Linked DNA regions of Homo sapiens: regions 1 and 2 are each linked to region 3. A link is a loop called in an ENCODE intact Hi-C map of the cell type or tissue named here. Cell type or tissue: gastrocnemius medialis. All regions are shown on one strand. Region 1 has its middle 14 kb from the start of NORAD. Region 2 holds the start of MYL9 (myosin light chain 9). Region 3 overlaps DLGAP4 (DLG associated protein 4).

Evidence for each region. A loop is a pair of places that touch in the nucleus more often than their neighbours do. Peaks named below come from ENCODE experiments on the same cell type or tissue, not always from the same donor. Only the 100,000 strongest peaks of a DNase experiment are listed, where the experiment ranks them.
Region 1: a loop joins it to region 3, with 10 times the contacts of the local background. A loop is called at or near these places in 3 of 110 quality-filtered maps.
Region 2: it touches region 3 in a loop (5-fold over the local background); 48 of 110 quality-filtered maps call a loop at or near these places.

Annotation. Positions count from the first base shown.
Region 1 is chr20:36,063,833-36,066,332 of GRCh38, reverse strand. No RefSeq gene overlaps it. Among named protein-coding and RNA genes, the nearest start is that of NORAD, 14 kb to the right of the region's middle. RefSeq lists a silencer at 1,517-1,816. In gastrocnemius medialis, a CTCF peak has its summit at 1,027; DNase peaks (open chromatin) are centred at 1,482 and 2,244; H3K4me3 peaks cover 1,770 bases; H3K27ac peaks cover 1,380 bases.
Region 2 is chr20:36,540,817-36,543,316 of GRCh38, reverse strand. It overlaps MYL9 (myosin light chain 9), which reads right to left and starts at 1,798. Exons shown (of 4, transcript NM_006097.5): 1 at 1,756-1,798. The region is part of intron 2 of DLGAP4-AS1 (DLGAP4 antisense RNA 1); the gene reads left to right. RefSeq lists enhancers at 1-343, 344-997 and a silencer at 1,778-1,977. In gastrocnemius medialis, a CTCF peak has its summit at 1,151 (motif pointing left); DNase peaks (open chromatin) are centred at 16, 1,155 and 1,836; H3K4me3 peaks cover 2,350 bases; H3K27ac peaks cover 2,500 bases; H3K27me3 peaks cover 388 bases.
Region 3 is chr20:36,460,088-36,462,587 of GRCh38, reverse strand. The region is part of intron 7 of DLGAP4 (DLG associated protein 4); the gene reads right to left. Among named protein-coding and RNA genes, the nearest start is that of MYL9, 80 kb to the left of the region's middle. RefSeq lists enhancers at 1-777, 778-1,568 and silencers at 894-1,373, 1,079-1,661. In gastrocnemius medialis, no CTCF peak of the experiment used is centred here; DNase peaks (open chromatin) are centred at 747, 1,147, 1,447 and 1,889; H3K4me3 peaks cover 1,495 bases; H3K27ac peaks cover 2,349 bases.

The DNA.
Region 1 (2,500 bases), 400 kb after region 3:
CCAGCCTGGGCAATATGGCAAAACCCTGTCTCTACAAACCCCCGGCTAAAATACAGAAATTAGCCAGGCATGGTGGCGCACACCTGTAATCCCAGCTACCTGGGAAACTGAGGCATGAGAATCGCTTGAACCTGGAAGGCGGAGTTTGTAGTGAGCCAAGATCGGGCCACTGCACTCCAGGCTGGACGACAGAGCAAGACTCCATCTCAAAAAAAGAAAAAAATAAATAAAAATAAATAAATTAATTAATTCGGGAAGAGATCTGAGGTCTGCGGGATGACCCTTCTGCAGAGCAGCAAGGCACTGACAGAGATTTCCCCAAAACCCGCAAAAAAAGGTATTCAAAGTCAGGGATCGTGTCCTGAGGACCCCACACACCAACCCAACTCCTCAAGGTGCTGCCTCCCTTACAGAATCGGATCCCTAAACTCCGGCACCTCAAGGTCCTGCGGCCTCCTCCCAGCCCCGGAGCTTCTTCCAGCTGTTCCTCGCCTGGCCCGAAGTCCCACCCCTGCTGCCTGCCTGTCCCTTGGCCTCTGTCTTAGGCTCTCTTCCCTGTGGGTGCCCTTGCTTGGGATCCCCTAAGGCTCTGACTGTGTGTGGCTGGAGAGGTCCAGGCCACAGAGCCCCGGAGGGCACCACCTCAGAAGCCCTCGCTGGACAGCTGGAGAGAAGGTGGCCGTCCTTCAGCCAGGCTCGGCCCCAGCTGCACTTCACGGGGGCAACCTGATGCCCACCTGCAGGGGGACAGATGCGGCCAGCGGCGGCCACCAACACGTCCCTCAGACACAGACGCTGCCAGGCAAGCCGAGCTAGCCAGGGGCGCCTAGGGAGGGACAGCCAGGCGACCGTCATTCTGCACGCCCTGTCTGTGAAGGGGCAGCCGCACTCAGCTGCGGCCACAGTCAGCGCCTCACAGGGCAGCGCTGAGCGGTGCAACCTCGGCAGGGGTCAGGAAGTCTCTGGAAGCCGGTAGCGCCACTCGGGCCAGGCGTTGCCAGAGTCAATCCGTCGGTGTCGGCCGGCTCAGCAGAGATGGGGTCAAGCAGCTGATCGGCCGCTAGGAACCTTGTGCTCAGTCAGACACAGACCGTCGCGGCCGGTCACACAGCTCGCCAAGCACAGATGGAGGCTGGTCAGGCAGAGGCAGATAGGCCGCCCGGTCAGACGCAGCCCGTCAGGCCCAGATGGCGGCCGGGCAAGAGCAGCCAGCCAGCCAGCCAGCCAGGCAGCCAGTCAGCCAGCCAGTCAACCAGCCAGCCAGTCAGCCAGTCAGCCAGCTGCGGCCAGGCTGACAGATCCAGCAGTCTTGGTCTGTCAGGCACCCATGAAACCTGCGTTCAGTCAGACGGAAGCTGACACACTCGTATTATCAGGCGGTGGCGGCACCTGTGGTCAGTCAGGCACAGTCGCTGGGTCAGCGCGGCCCGTCGGGCTCGGACAGAACCAGTCGGGTCGCAGCTGTCGGGCCTCTCTCCGGGCAGAGAGTTGCTGGAGGCGGGGCTTCGTTCCGGGGCGGGGCTTCGTTCTGGGCGGAGCGTTGGCTGGAGGCAGGGCCTCGTCCCGGCTGGGCCTGCCTCCCCTCCCGGCAGCTTCCGGGCGTTGCCATGGCAGCCGCGGCCGGCTCCCAGACTGCCAGGGGGTCGAAGGACTCGCGGCCTTTCCCGCGCTGGCCCTGCCCCTGGGCGCCCCAGCGCCTGCCAAGTGGAGGTCCTGGCCCTGGGGCCGACTCTCTAGAAGCGGCCAGTGGGTTCGGCGAACCGCGCCCCGCACAGCAGCAGAGTCCCCGCTACGGGGTCGGCATTTTCTCATCCTCTTGCTCAGGCGGGCATGATTAGGGGGCTGGGAAGGACTCACAGAAGGCGACGCAGCAAGAAGTGACAGAGACCCAGACCCTCCGGAGCCCCAGCTGCTCACCTGACCCTGCACCGCCCCCCAGGAAGAATCAAACGTCTCTAGGCAGAAAGGGCGGCCGTATCCAGAAGAGAGAACAGCCATGCAGTGATGTGCTTAGGGAAATCTGGCGCAACAATGTCAAGGCGAGCACTCACCTTGTGCCCAGCCCTGTAATAAAAGGTTTATATACAGTATTTCACCCGAGCCTTATAATTTTGCTTTGGGGTTCTATAATGATTCCCTTTTTACAGATGAGGAAACCAATCACAAAGGGTTTGGTGATTTGCCCAGGGTCAGGGGCAGTGAGGTGCGGGAGCCGGATTGGAACCCAAGCAGTCCAACTCCTGACATGTTGGCATGTGGACCCTCAGCCCACCCTCTGTTCTCTCCTTGTGACCTTCCGAAGGCTCAGCATGAGTCCCCTTAGCAGACCTTCAGGACACCCAGCCCTATGCTGGGTCCTGAGGTGGCAGAGTCCTGTAGGAGTCTCTGCCTGGAAGGCTCAGAATAAGGGGCTATCAGAACCAAGAACCTGGTCAAACCAGAGGACAAACTATGGGTTTGCCTTGCAATATTTAGAAGAAGGGGAAGCCTGTGAGATCAG
Region 2 (2,500 bases), 81 kb before region 3:
CAACCCTGGACTGGGATCCCGGCCAGCCCCAGCTGGTCCCCAGGGCCATCACTGCCTGTAGTCATGAGACAGTGGTTGCCCGTGTCCCACGGACCGACACACCCAGCCCTCAGTGTTTCTTGCATGGTTCAGGAAGGTAGACAGAATTCCTTCTCACCCATGACCTAGTTGGGAGTGCCATTGTCCCCAGATGCCGGCCCCCTCCTCTCCCGTGCTTTAGAGGGGCCTAGTCCTTCCCTGAGTCCAGTGTTCTCGGGAACTTTGACTCCTGGTGCCCACAGAAGGCTGCATGCAGAGAGGCAGTGCACTGTGCCCAACAGAGGCTGTGATGGCCATCACTGTCCCCACCACACTCTATGAAGCTCTAGGGCAGGCATGGCCAGGCCACCCACAGCTGGGTCTGAGCCCAGCTGGGCCCCTCTGCCTTCATGGCCACCCGGTCTGCACTCTCTGCTGTGGTGTGGCTGGGAGCACTGTACTTAAGGGCTTGCACAAGGCCGCCATGTCCACCCCAGCAATTGTGGGAAGTGGTGAGCGGAGGCAGGGGTGCCCCCATGGTGCAGCTAGGAAAAGAGGCCCCAGAAGGGGAGTGGAGTGCCCATGAGAGGGGGAGGGGCCACCTGGAAGACAGGATTCCTGGGCTAGGTTTGGGTCAGTGGAGAGCAAACTTGGCTGCTGGTGCCCTCGAGGCTTGAACAAAACAGGGAGCCCCAGTCCTCAGGCGGGCCTGTGGCAGTGGAGTGGGAAAGGGCTCTGTGTATCCAGAGGCGCCTTCTAGAACTGGTGGAGGGGCGAGGGGCAGGCATGGGTGGGGCCTTTAGTTCTGAGGCCATCGCTTCCCCCTTCAGGTGCCCTAGACACCAGGGGTCAGCACTGATACTTGGCCTGGATGTGACTGGATGCCATGTCCCCCATCCTGGTGTCCAGATTCCCACCATAACAGAAAAGGCTGGGCTGAAGCCAGCACAGGGCAGTGCCCCCATGACCTCCAGCCCCTGGAGCTGGGCAGGCCAGATGCCTCCTTCTCAGTGCACCTCATCTGAGTCTCCTCCTTAGAGCAGCTGGAGGGCTGGGAAGAGCAGGGATCAGGTTCTCCCAGCCACTAGTCCTCGTCCTGCCCCCTAGGGGTGAGTCCATCAGGGCCCTCCGCAGACCTTCCCCACCCACAGGCGAGATGACCCAGAGAGGGGAAGGCCCGGGTCCCTGCATACAGCACTGGCTGTGTCGGAAGGGCCCCCTGGTCTCGGTCCCTTTCCCCTGGCCCAGGGTGTAGGGATGGGAGATGGGGAGGGGACACAGATGCTGTGGGGGCGTGGAGTCCCACAGGGCTGTTTCTCCATCTGTGACACACATGCCTTTACTGGGCCAGGGGGAACTGACGACTGCAACCCTCTCCCCAGCACCCTTGTACCCGGGCTCCCCAGCCCCCCCCGGAGCTCTGGGCTTGGCATCTCCAGCTCCTCAGCAAAGGGGCAGGGCCTGGACGATGGCCTTCCCTTGCCGCAGGACCACTGCTTCTCAGAGGCCAGAACAGCCTTCCTGCTGCCCGGCCCCTGGCCAGAGTCCCTGTCGGCCCCCAGCAAACTCGCTGCCCCAGCTCACCCCTCAGTCCGTGCCCAACAGACCCTACCACGTCCCAGTCCGTGGGGCCCGCCTTTGCCCCCCGTGACAGCCGGGTCGGGCCCGGGCCACCTCTCATCTCCAGCCCTGGGCCGTTAGGCCTGTCCTCAAGACCCCCGGGGCCCCGGATCCCACCTGGTGCGGAGAAGGCGCTTGGGCTCGCTGGGTGCGTGGAACTGGGCCGGCCGTCGGGTCTGGACTCCAGGCGGGGGCGGGGCGTGGCGGCCGGGCCTTACAAGGCAGAAGAATGTGCGCGGGGCGGGGCCGCGGGCGGGGTGCGGGGGCCCTCGGCTGCCGTCCGGCCTTATTTGGCCTCGACCCACGGGCTGGCAGGCGGGGGCGCTCTGGGGTGAGCCCCCCTTCCTTGCTGTGCCAGCCCGGGCTGCACAGAGGGCCTTGTAGGGAGGGGAGGTGATGGGGTGAGCAGGCAATGGGAGAGGGGGTGTGGGGGTTCGCTCTGGGCCACCCCTTCCCCTCCAGAGAGGCAAACGGAATGTCCAGGGCCGCTTCCCCAGAGGCCTCCCACTTGTATGGGCCGTGGGAGTGCAGCTTCCCCTGACGGGCAACGGCTCTCGACGTGGGGAGGGCAGAGGCGGTGGGTGGGGGGGCTCCCAGGGACCCCTACGCCCGGTGACTCGCTCTGTCCACATCAGCGGTCGCCCGCCAGAGCGGGGTTGAAGGAACCACTCGGGAAGCACTGGTTTCGTGGAGGGAAACACGATGAACAAGTAGCTCCGCGGCCTGGGGCCTCAAAGGAGAAGGGGACCTGGGGGGAGCGTGGGCTGTTCCGCAGGGTGCTCTGGGCAGTGACATTGGGCAGACAGGAGGTGCAGGGGTGCGCCCCGCCGTGAGGGCTCCCGGGCTTGGGGTCGCCGGCAGC
Region 3 (2,500 bases):
GCTCCAGACACAAAGCCATGAGGGCCGGATGGGGGTCAGAGACCCAGAGACCCGGCAAAGACAGAAAAAGGGAGAGGGAGACAAGGAGCAGAGAGAAGGGGAGACAGGGGGCTAGGGCTGAAAAAGCAAGGGGGGGCCAAGGGCCCCAGGCAAAGAAGCAGGCTCAAAGGGGGGCCTTCAGCGCAAGAGGCACAGAGTGGCGAGACCACCGAGACAGATGTGGGGGCACAGAGGGGCAGGGAGAGCAAAGCAGGGGACCCCGATCCCGAGAAGTGGGGGTGCTCGGAGACCTGAGAGAGAACAAGGAGAGACAGCGACAGGGGACAAACCAGGGGAAAGCAGAGAGGAGCTCCTGAAGTCAGGGAGCTGAGGACATATTGGGGGGTCCCAAGGAGAAAGACCCCAACTTGGGACCTAGGAGCTCCCAGTGGATATGGGGAACACCCAGAAGAGGGAAAGCCCAGGGGCAATGGGGGTTCAGAGGAGGCGAGACCCCAGCGACTTGGGGTGCAGAACCCCCAAAGGATGTGCAAGAAACTCACGGGGAGCCCTTGGGGAGAGTGGAAGGTGTTCTCAAGGGGAACCCCAAAAGATCTGGGGGCGCTCTGAGGGGGAGTCCCGAAGAGTGGGGTCGCCCAGAAAGGGCGGCTCTGAGGGCTGAAGAGCGCTCTGAGAAGGGGACCCGAGATGGGGAGCGAGGGAGGGGCTGCGGAGGAGCGCGAGGGCAGAGACAAAGAGACAGCGAGCCGGGGAGAGACAAAGCGGGCGGAGCGGGGACACGGGCTGGAGGACTGGCGGCTGGACAGGACGGAAGCGCGGGCGGGCGGGCGGGCGGGCGGACGGACGGACGGACGGACAGACGGGGAGGAGGAGGAGGAGGAGGAGGGCGAGGGCGGGGGCGGGGCAGGGCCGGGCCGGGCCGGGCGGGGCGGCCCCCGTCTCCTCGCGGGGCCGCGGCTGCTCCGGGCGGCGCTGGGCGGGCCCCGGGCGTCCGGGCTGAGGAGGCGGCAGCGACGACGTGGACCGGACAGACGGACGGACTGGCGGCGGCGGCGGCGGCCAGCGGCGGGCACTCACCCTCCTCCCTCACGCAGCCCGGCCCGAGGCTCCGGTTTTGTACGCCCGAGGGGCGGGGCTCCGGGTTAAAGTCCCGCACCTGCCCCGCCCCTCCCCGCCCCCCGCGTCAGCCGCGCGCGCGTCGTCAGGGACTCCCGGGCCGGGCAGGGGCGCGCGCAGCCCGCTTGGCATGTGGCCCGGCGCGCGCAGCCGGGCTGGTCGGCAGGCGCGCGGGCCGCCGCGTCCGGCCCACGCCCAGCCGGCCGGCCCAGGAAAGGAGCGCGCGCCCACGTCGGCACGCGCATGCCCGAGCATGGGGGGGTGGGGGTGGGGTCGCCGCCCCTCGAACCGCCTCGCCAAACCGGTTCCAGCTGGAACGCGACGCATGCTCTGTGCGGGAGGTGGACCGAGGCGGGAGTTCCCACCAGTTCACCCCAGCGACACCTCGCTGTAAGGGGGGAACCGAGGCTCCGAGGAAGCTGCCCGAGGTGGCCCTCTCACCCCTGCATAGTCAGATTGGCCCTCTGGTCCTGGCTGCTCTGCGCCCTAGGTGTATCTAGCTGTCCTCGCCACTGCATCCTCCCTTTGCTTTGCTAACCCAGAGTCCTAGAGATTGGGTTCCAATCCCGGCTCCGCCTCTGGAGGCCTGTGTGATCTTGAACAACATCCGCATTCAACTTCCCTGAGCCTTCCATTCCTCCCCCGTAAAATAAAACAACAAGCACACCTACGATCTCATGGAGGGCAAAGTGACCAGCTCGAGCCGGGTTGGCAGTAGGTGGTGCCTTCACGCCTCCTCGCCTTCCCAGTTCCTGGCTTCTACCCCGCGAGTCCCCTCTCCTCACTGAATCCAGGTCCTGTCGCTGCCTTGTGGGCCTCATCTCTCCAGGCCGCACCTGTGGTAGGTCTGCCAGACGCAGACCCAACTCTTGTTCATGACCTGCCTTGCTGGGTGACCTAGGCAAGTCCTTTCCTTTCTCGCATCTGTTTTCCAAAAAATGGAGAAAAGAATTTTTGACATATCAAAATATTTTGAGCACTGGCGAAGATGATAGTGTTTCCAATACCACTGTCATGGTTTTTGCATTAAGGTGTAAAAATAATAAACGGAATTGAGGGTTAGCCAACCGTTTTGAATCCAGGCACTGTGCTAAGCACTTTGAAGGTCATCCTATCTCAGTCACTTATGCTACGCCTGTACTATTCACTTTAAGTTGGTTATTTTTATTTTTTGTAGCGACAAGGTCTCTGTTGCTCAGGCTGGTCTTGAACTCCTGGGCTCAAGCGATCCTCCCACCTCGGCCTCCCAAAGTGTTGAGATTACAGGCGTGAGCCAAGGTTGATTTACTTAGGAAAAAAACAAGGTACATTTGTTATGGGCCCTGACAACCCAAGGCAGCACACACAGCATAAGATGAAATATCATTATTCCACTTCCACCCTC